Regions from separate parts of the Mus musculus genome. Here region 2 is linked to region 1. Evidence: chromatin loops called from intact Hi-C (ENCODE). Cell type or tissue: left cerebral cortex. All regions are shown on one strand.

What was found. A loop is a pair of places that touch in the nucleus more often than their neighbours do. Peaks named below come from ENCODE experiments on the same cell type or tissue, not always from the same donor. Only the 100,000 strongest peaks of a DNase experiment are listed, where the experiment ranks them.
Region 2: it touches region 1 in a loop (3-fold over the local background); 10 of 42 quality-filtered maps call a loop at or near these places.

Annotation. Positions count from the first base shown.
Region 1 is chr19:29,250,974-29,255,973 of GRCm38, reverse strand. It overlaps Jak2 (Janus kinase 2), which reads right to left and starts at 4,171. Exons shown (of 25, transcript NM_008413.4): 1 at 3,856-4,171; 2 at 3,455-3,537. In left cerebral cortex, CTCF peaks have their summits at 1,986 (motif pointing right) and 4,227; DNase peaks (open chromatin) are centred at 3,462, 3,865, 4,287, 4,552 and 6 more places; H3K4me3 peaks cover 4,361 bases; H3K27ac peaks cover 4,269 bases.
Region 2 is chr19:28,962,024-28,967,023 of GRCm38, reverse strand. It overlaps 4430402I18Rik (RIKEN cDNA 4430402I18 gene), which reads left to right. Exons shown (of 14, transcript NM_001374140.1): 3 at 3,351-3,488. It overlaps Plpp6 (phospholipid phosphatase 6), which reads right to left and starts at 3,104. Exons shown (of 1, transcript NM_028922.3): 1 at 223-3,104. The coding sequence starts at 3,023. The coding sequence ends at 2,145. In left cerebral cortex, CTCF peaks have their summits at 2,624 (motif pointing right) and 3,162; DNase peaks (open chromatin) are centred at 3,132, 3,715, 4,029, 4,439 and 2 more places; H3K4me3 peaks cover 2,857 bases; H3K27ac peaks cover 2,661 bases.

The DNA of each region.
Region 1 (5,000 bases):
GGAACATACAAGTCCCAGCGGAAAATTAAAAGTTTGTAAATGATCAGACTATGAGTAGTCCCATGTCCCCAGTTAGCTAGAATCAGGCCACCTGAAAACATTGTAGTAGAGATATAAAAAGCACTTCGTGTTTCTACACTAACTTGGCAGAGTGTGTGTGTTGCAATCAGGAACACATGCCGCTTCTAATCCAACAAGCCCTTCTCTGTTTCACAAAGTAACACATATACAAAAATACTTTTGAGTAATAAAACATTAAATGTGTGGCTTGCTCAAGAAAATAAATTTTAAGAAAGATTTTTTTTAAAGGACAAACATGGCTCTTTTAATAAGGTTTGCTCGAAATAAAAGGTGCATCAGTAACTCACAGAGATGGTGGAATCATGTGAGAACTGGGAACTTTCGTATTCTAGTTCATGTGCCAAACTCAGCCAGTTGGCTGTTCTCATAAATAAGCCTTCATTGAAACACAGCGTGCCATTTACTTATGCACTGCCTATGACTACTTCTGTGCTACAAAGGTTCCACTATAGACTAGCAAAAGAGACAATCTTGCCAACACCGCTTAAAAACTATGTTCTTTAACAGAAAAAAAAAAATCTTTGCCAACCAATTTAAATCAGTGATTTTCACAGTGTGGTGGTCCTTGGAAAACAAGTAAGAAATGCAAATGTACAGGTTCCACTCCGGACTTACTGAAACACAAACTCTGGAGACAGAATGCAACAATATATATTTCAGTAAATCCTGTATGTAATTCTAAGACCCACTGGATAAAGGGACCGTTCTGTAGTAGCTGGAAAGAGATGCGAACCCACCCAAAGTCTTCCTTGAGGAAGTCAAGTAAAGGCCTAATAAGGCTTTGGGGCAACTGTCAGAAAGGACTTAGCCTGGAGTGAGGAAAAATGCGATTGAACAGTGGGAAAGGAGGCTCTTAAGTAATGCTGTCAAGTCTCTCCTATGGCGACCCAGGAAATACAAACAGAGCGATTGAGCACGGACATTGAAGCAGTGTCTTGTCTAGGGGCCTTTACAACTCAGATAAACTATTCCTGCTCTATGAAATGGTGGGGAAATGTAGAGGGCTCAACACTGTCTTTCTAGCCAGCAAAGTATTATTAAAATAAGAAAGGCCTGGTTGCCATGGCAGCAGGGAAGCAGAAGAGAAGTTGGCATCTTAGTATCTCAGACAACAAAAGCTCTGGCACAAAAGCCTTTCAGGGACATTCAAGATCCAAATTACAGCAGTAGTATAAAATATCAGTTTTCATTTGGGACAAAAAGATTATCAAAAAATGTAGTGGTAAGAGCCCTGTGCAGAAGAAAATAAAAACTATGAAGTGTCCAGAGAGGCAGGTACACAAGAGGAGTAATTACAATGTGAATGAACCTCACAGACAGCATGCAGGCATTCTTAGAAGAACCTAGCAGACGTCATACAGGCATTATTAGAAGCAGGACATTATGCCATTATGAACTAAGGCTTTGCATTGAAAACTGTTATCAGAAAAGCCAGCTGCAACCAAATGAAAATGTTCCCAGACTATCTCCACTTGAGGAATCCTGAAAGTTAGCAATTTATTTATTATTTTTAAACCAAGGAAATACTCCTTGTTGGGTCAAACAACTTAGCATTAATACTCTTGGGGGGTCTGGTGCTGCTCTGATTCTGACAATTCCTCAGCCCCTTGGTATCATCCTAAGCACTGCCACATTGTCATTTCTTGTTCCACACTGTCATACACTAAATAGCAGCTTTTCATACAGTAAACTCTGAAGATACAGCTTTACAAAGACACACACCCCCATAGGAACGGATGGAACTTCCTACCTCTGAAACTACCTCAGGTTAAGTGGTGAGAGCCAGCCTTCCCTGGTGCTCTAACACCTGACACAGTTTGGGAAACTAAGAACTAAGCGAGGGAGCCTAAAAAGGAAAAACAGTGTAATGGGGGAGGAGCAAAGGACAAGTCTTTGCGCATCTTAACCACCAGGGGGCAGCACCACGGGGCTTAGGCATCAAACCCTTCCATACAGAGGCTGTAGATACACTAGCATGCAGTTTCTCTATGCTCTATGGAAGCCGCACCAGGGACTGACCAGCTACGCACGGGCCAGCTAGGAACCTCCTTTGCCTGCCCAGCTCTGAGAAGCTAAGACGTTCAGAAGCGACCAAACCATTTACTGCTCTGCATGCATCCAATCGACCCCCACACAAGGTTCTGAGAAAGTAAATTTTAAGTTAACACTGCTGTTAAATGGGAAGAACACCATTATCCTAACTTAAGACTGCACGCTCAGATCTAACTCCAAAGCCAATGGTCTTCTCTATTTTGCCAGAAAGGGATCCCATCTTTCAAGAATAGCCTATCTGGGTAAAGTAGAGAAAAAAAAATATGTTTACTTTTCACACTCAAGACACCTTACTCAAGACACCTTCAAATTACAAAGGAAAAGACACTAAAAGAAACAAATGAAGCCCGGTGGGTGGTGGTTTTAATCCCAGCATTTGGAAGGCAGAGGCAGGGGAAATCTCTGAGTTGGAGGCTAGCCTGGTCTACAGAGCAAGTTCCACAATACTCCACAAAAGCCAAAATAAACATAAGTGCTTATCTAGCCTCCACACACTGCAGCTCTCCTGTACAGGTAAATGCTCATGCCTGTAGCACCGCTCAGTACTCTCAGGATAAGTCCTGGGCACATCCAGTCTGCAGACGTCCCACACTCAAGCCAGCTCACATACAACCAAATGATCTTAATAGCTGGAACCGTAAACAGTAAACAGGTAAAGGATATAGAGAAAGAGGACCAGAAATTGATGATTCATTTTCAAATCCGCTGGGAACTATATGAGAATATTTGCAGTAAGCCAACAACTCACTCATACAAACCTATTATGAAACCAAAAGCAACCTCCGGCTTCTTTATTCCCACTTCTGTTTCCCTTCTCCGCATTTCTCCTCCTCTCTGTGACACACTCAGCGGCTCGGTCCTTTCATTCAGGGAAAAGGAGTTTCCCCTGATAGACTAGTAACCACCGGAAAGCAATCAACCAACAAAGCAAGCAGGTGAATACAGGAAGCATTCAATGTGGCAGCAGAAACCCAGCAAAAACAACCAATTTGTTCCCTCAACAGGTTATTTCAATTCCTTGAAAATTAAGACTGGGGAGAAAGGGGGAGAAAGAGACGACTTATTGTTTTCCTCTGCAAGACCACACTGTAAAACCAACAAAGACCGCTTCTTTAAGGATCCAAGAGACACAATAAATACCACCCAATTACTCTCCCACAGCAACAGGAAAAGTTCAACACTGCCATTTTCGCAGTAAGCAACAATTAGTCCTGCCGTTGTACACAAGCATCCAGCCTTCTTAGCAGGCACTGGCTCGCAGATCTCAGACACCCTTGTCTTTAACTGCAGCACCCAGGCAGCCCCGAGCGCTAACACCCACCTTCGCGGGAGGGAAAAAAAGGGCCTCTTCTTCTGGGGAGGGAAAACAGTTCACATCTTGTTCCCGTCGCCTGCTTCAGGAACCTAAAAACAGAAGCAGCAAGTCACTAACTCAAAAACCCAGGGCCAATAGATGCTCTCTTTTTTTTTTTCTGCGCTGTTTAGATGACTAGAAAAATGTACAGAAGAATAAGAAAGAGGGGGGGTCGGGTTCTAAGGCACAAGGGGATGCATGCATTTATCAACAGCTAGCCACTCCTTCCTAGGCTGTCGGAAACCCGCAGGTTTTCTAGCTTTGAAGTTCCCTGCCAGTAGCAGGGGGCTAAGGGGAAAGCAGGAGGCGGGATCGCAGGGAGAACCGCTGCCCCCCGCCCCCATCCAGCAGCCAGGGACTGCACCCACCGGCGACACGGGTCGGGCCACACAGGAGCGCCCCGAGGCGCGCAGGATCCGCTCCTCCGAGACGCGTCGGGCGGGCCGAGGTCTAGGGAGCCCCCGGGCCGGGCGCAGGGTCGAGCGGCCGCCAGGCTGGGCCCTCGGGGGCCCTCCCGCGCGGGCTTGGCCCGCACTCACATCCCGCAGCGGCGGACCCGGCAGCCGCCTGCAGCCCTCGCCGGGACGGACGGGCGCCTCCGGAGCCGGGGCCGCGGCCGAGGCGCCGACGCCGCGCGAGCTCGCCCAGAGCGGGGGCCCGCCCAGCCTGTCAGCGCGGCGGGAGGCCGGCGGTGGCCGCTGCTGCCCCCTTTCTGCTCTGCCTCAGCTTCCTGCAGCCCACGCCACGCCCACCGCGCGCCGAGCCCGTCTCCGCCCTCCAGGGGCCGCACGCCGCCTCCGCTCGGCCCCGCGACGCCGGCTCAGCTGCCCTGCTCGGCGGGCTCCGGCGCGGTGCAGCTTCGGGAAAGCGGCCCCGAGCGGCGGAGCGGGGCGTGGGCAAGCCGGCGGGGGTTGGCGGGGGGGCGGAGGCCGGCACGCCCCACTGCGCCTGCGCCGCCCGCGGGGCCGCTCTGCGGGGCTGGGCCGGGACGGGGGAGGCGGCCGCGGGCTCCGGGGAAGCGGAGGCGCGCGTGGAGATTCCCGGGGCAGCCCCCGGGCGAGAGCGCGCGAGGAGGAGGAGGAGCGGGGCGGGTGCGGGTTGGCGCAGCGTGCTTGCGGCCTCGGCTCGCGGAGGAGACGGCTGGGAATGAGTCAGCCCGGCCGGGAAGGCCCCGCTGCGTCCGAGCTGATAGGATTGGCGGCCGCTGCCTCCGCGGAGACTTTCCCCTTCCTGCTTTCGTTTCCACAGGCGGCTCCCTGCCCTAAGCGCTCGGCCCAGGGGACGTGGCACCGTGGACCGGGCGCTGAGACCCAAGTACCTGACTTCAGTTAACCACCACTTCTGCGAAGGGACCGCTTGGAAGAAGAAACGACGTATAGGGTCCCAAAGAGCCACGTTCATTCATTCAAGAATTTGTTCCCTGCTAGGCAAGGGCTCCCAGGAGAGGAGACGAAGGCAGCACCCATTCTGCATGTGCTATTCTCATAGAAGCCAGAAAAGAGGCTTTAAATCT
Region 2 (5,000 bases), 290 kb after region 1:
AGCATGGAGATCCAGTGAGATGCTGTGTAATCAGTAAACTCTATGGTTTCACTGAGCGCGTAGAAATGAAAGGAAAAACGAGAGGGTCCTGGTTTTGGTTCCATCTTGCTGACAGTTCTCAGTTGGGCTGTATCAATTTCAAGTGTTCAGGATGAGGAAGGAGCCCCCAAGAAGCCAAGTGATCTCTCTTACATCAAAGCAGAAATTAAAGATTTCACCTCATATCATTCAACATTACCAGTTTAATTTATTTTGATTTTTTTTTAAAGGCATCCTTCATCGTACAAGTAATTAACAAAGAAATCAGTTTTTTATTCCAGAGAATTTAGGATTATTCATGAAGTCGGGTAAATTGATCTGATCTATATTTTAAAAGCCAGCAAACTCAGGCCCCAGCAAACAAAATATGGAATTTCAGAAGTGCGACTAGAAAGTAGAAGTGGGCCCTTAATTAGCAGACTTGGGGACACTATAAGAACAAACAGTCACTTTCAAGTGTCTGGCCTGAATGTTATAATGAAAAATGATCTTCAGAAATTTAAACACACCTAGACCTCTTAGAACCTCACAGCTTAGCTGATCTGATGAGGGGAGAGGTAGTCTGTGTTTAGGTTGTTGTGGGAATGTGATAACTGTTTTATTTATCGAAGGACTTGTTCCAATGGGTGTACCAGACTCCCACTCTCGAAGGTCCTACTTCCTCCTACTGAGAACTGGTTTATCATGTCCATCTTCCACAGTCCTGTCCACCCATATCTTTGAACATTAGACCATAGCCCACAGCTCACAGTCCTTTCTATTTATAAATGCCAGAACAAGTGGCCATTGAGATTATCTGATGATGCCACTTTCACCAGTGATTTAAAGACTTTCTTTCCAGACACAGCAGCATTTACAGATGTCATGAGCATACCCCTCTTTGGTCTTTCTAGGTCAGACTGTAATCAGAGTCTACCATATTATTTGGTCATCTTTGGTCTTATGATTGGGGGGGGGGGGGCGCCATGAATGAACAGCTTTCAATGTAAACAGAAATTTAAGAGTTTTACCTAATGCTCACGTAGGGCAATAGGCTCTCCTGAAAAGTTTCAAGTTGTGTCCTGTTACCTAAAATGTGCTGAACACAGCACAGTGGGACCGATAGGGAAAGGATAGCATACAGTTATCCTTGGGGTACACACAGGAACGCTATGCAGGCACACTGAAAAGAACCACATTGCTCTTCTACTTTTTACTTAATAGAGGACCATTTGCTTGATTTAGTAGAGGTGACCGACAGCAGGGCTTCATTTCCTGCCCCTGGCCATGGCCTACTTCCCGGTCTGCCTCCTTCTAAGCTCTTAGTTCCCCTGACTCTCCCCAGCAGCTCAGCTTCTTGCCCCCTGGTATGCTACTTGTCCATGGGACTAGGAAACAAAACAGTAGGCTCATACTTACATTTCTGTGGGAACCTTAGACAAGCCCACCTTTTGAATATGTCTTCTTCCATATCTTGGTTTGTTCTATGAGTGCTAAAAGATAACGTTAAATAGTAGTAGAAGTTAACTATCTAAAGATCGTTTGAGAGGTACTGGGAGCAGAAAGGAAAATACTCTGTGGAACCTCTTAACTACCAAGTCCACAAGGGTGGGAGAGCTTAAAGGAATCAGAAGAAGGAAAAAGCTCCAATTATGGCAACATATTCAGAGAGTTAAATTGGAGAAAAAAAATCTGTTTTGAACTTTAAAATTATTGTTTAAAATTTACTGCAGGTAAAGGGTGGGAATAGCACATGGTTTATCTAGCTAATGGCTCTTAAATTTTAATTTACAAGTAATAACATTGTTTTTTTGGGGGGTGAGGGGAATTACTCATTAACGTTGTCAACTTTAAGTAAATAGCAATCATACAGTCAGCCAGCTTGATTTCTTTACAGTTGTCTTGGTGATAAATAGCTGTCAAATACACAGTAGACTTTGTTTCTCAAGTATGGCCGTGTTCAGTAATAGCCAGCATGCGCTCCGGTCTAGGAACCTGTCAAGACAGTGGGATCCCAGAATTCCCAAAGTTGCCCAGAGGGGCAACTAGATGGCTCTGGCTTAGGTCAGCATCCTCGAGTGTGGAATCCTTCAGACCTCAAGGTGTCAATAATCAATGAGATGGTGTCACTGTTGATTCCACAGTACAAAAAGAACTGGAACATTGTGGGGTGACAGCCAGCAATAATCCACAATGCTGTACTGCATGTAGCCCAGAAAAAAGCCAAAAGCCACATCAGTGACGTTGTGCCGCCCGAGCATGACCCTAGAGAGACCCAAGACGAAGGCCCACAGGACCACCAGCACCCTCAGTGGAATGGCCAGTACCAGGTGGTTTAGGATAAACCGCGACACCAGGGCGGCCCTCGTGGCGTGGCCCGAGGGAAAGGAGTACCTGTCCACCGAGAGGGTGAAAAACATGTCCTTTTGATTGTGCGCGGGTCGGCGCCTGCGGACCAGCCCTTTAATCACAGCTACCAGCAGCAGGTCCAACAGCAGGGCGAAGAGCAGGTTCATCAGCACTTCGCGCCCGGCCCAGCTGTCGCTCCTAAGCAGGCAGTAGAGGGTGCCCAGCAGCCAGGGGATGCCATGCCCTGAGATCTCCAGCAGCTTCATCAGGGGCCGCACGCTGCCCCAGGCCGAGCTCTCCCCAGCACACACCCCCAGCTTCTTGGACAGCCACAGGTCGATGGCCAGCAGGGAGCGCAGGGCGATGCCCAGGAAGGACGGGTTCAAGTTCATGCGGGCGTCCTCCGGCGGCGGGGCCGGGGCTGCTTGTGCGGGGCCCGAGGCGGCCAGCGGGAAGGAGCCGCGCCGGTGCACCGGGCTGTCGGACGCGCGCAGCCGAGCGCAGGCGGGGTCCGCGCCCGCGCGGCAGTTCAGCAGCGATTGGAACTCGAACCTGCCGCCGCCGCTGCCACCGCCGTGGGCCGGGCTGCCCGGGACGCTGCTTCCGCCCGAGGAGCCCAGCGGCCGTCCCTCGATGGTCCTCCGGGGGCTCGGCATCGCGGAGGGAGGCCGGTCCCGGGGACCCGGGCAGACCGGAGACAGGCTTCCCAGCCCGTCAGCCTCTTCCGCTTCCGCACTGCCATCCCGGAGGGCGGGCCGAGGAGCCGAGCCGCAGAGCACGATTGTGACACCTGGCGGAGACGTGGGAGGGAACCGGGAGTACCAGCTTGAGGAGAGGTGGGAAGTGCAGGTGAAGGACGCAGTGATGGCGTCATTTCAGAGCTGTGGGAGGTTAGGATAAACAGCCCCTCTGCACAAAAAAAAAAAAAAAAAACAAAAAACAAAAAAAACCAATCCCTTGATTGCCCTCCTCTTCTTTTTAAGATTTCTTGCCCCGGAGTGTTCCTGCCGGACAAGGAAGCTGTGTACCTTGGAGTCTACCTTCTGAATCAGTACCTGGAGACAGACTGCTTTCCCCCTGTGTTCCCTGTTGTGATTCAACAGAGCATGAGATTTGTAAAGGTGATTTTGACTTCTCAGTGGGTTTTGCTGTCTGAAACCAGTTTAATGGTCATAAAGAATAGTGGTTTTGTACATTTATTCCCCGCCCCCCCCCCCCTTTTTTAACACAGTGTAAAAAGTACAAGCGGCCTTGAGGCAAAAACCATAGTTTGGAAGTCTTGCTTTTTGCAATGCAGGCCTGAGCCAAGTTCTGTCAATTGAGTGCTAAATACCCTGGTGGATGCTTTCTATTCTTGGAACTCCCATGGCATTTTCTAACTGGAGCAGAGAGCGTTTCTGAATGTTCTTGGAGGTGTTAGAGACAGTTGCATTGCATTTATGAAAGGGGCTATTAATAAACTGCAGATCTTAAGAAAAACTTTCTTAAGCTTGGGAAAATAACTTAAAACTATAACCAAATCAGCTGTACCTGGTAATTGAAAGCCTGTAACTAAACAAGAAAGCTGTTCATATTTTCTGAGTTTCCTTAAGTCATGTGCGTGTTATATAACAATAGTAGTAAGGGCTAGATTCCATTCCAATGAGTGCAATTGTGATTTTAAAAATTGTAAAAATCACCGGCCAGGGCTTCCCACTGCAGTATGCTGCTGACTATTCAATACTCTGCAATCACCAACAACACCCTAAGGTTCTGGTTTTAGCTTTGGAGTTGAAATTGGAGTAATCTTTAGTAAACCTAGTGGTTTTGCCCAGGGTCCCCTAAGGTGGACTTTTGGGGTGGAGGGAAGATTGTACATATCGATCCTAAAGTCTGGAAGATGTTTTCCAGAAACCTACCTATTTCTTGTAATCCAAGGATGAGAGAAAAGATGCGTTTTTAAAAACTGCAGCCTGTTCATTGGAAAAACGTCCGTGAAACTGGTTGGGTAAAAGTGATTGGATATTATCTTGGGAAATAGTCAGAACCCAGATGGTCCTACTGGCCATATGTGGGTGATAGACATGGTGTGAAGTAGGTGCTGAAAATGACCCCCACCACTTTCCCCACTCACCAGTTGCTGGCCCTGTACCAGACTTCTAAGATAGAATTGTAAGAGGTGCATAGATATGAAATTATTCTAACAGGGCATGATACATCCATCAATACCTTGGGAACTTAACTTAATCTGACCACCTCTGTTTTTAAAAAAGAGAATGCCTGAGATTCACAATTTAGATGCTTCTCCTGCTGGGTGGGAAAGCCTGAGGTTTCTAGTCAAACATACCATGGAACCATTTTTTTTTCTTTGAGTTGTTTAGGCTCATATTCTAGTTTCTTCTAGTTCCAGGTTTCTTGAGATCTGTTCCATTCTTTAGCTGAAAACTCGTGTGGCACATAGCAAAAGCATTTTCCTTCCCCACATCTCTTTGCATGGCTTAGATTTGAATAATTTAAAAGTACGTGGGTAAACAAATTCCTCATAAAAATTCACAAGCCATTGTATTTGAATAGACTAAGCTAAGTGTTTGCTTCCCAAGATCACCCTTGAGAAAAACCCTTACACGTAACGTAGGTAGATATGTTAGGTTCTT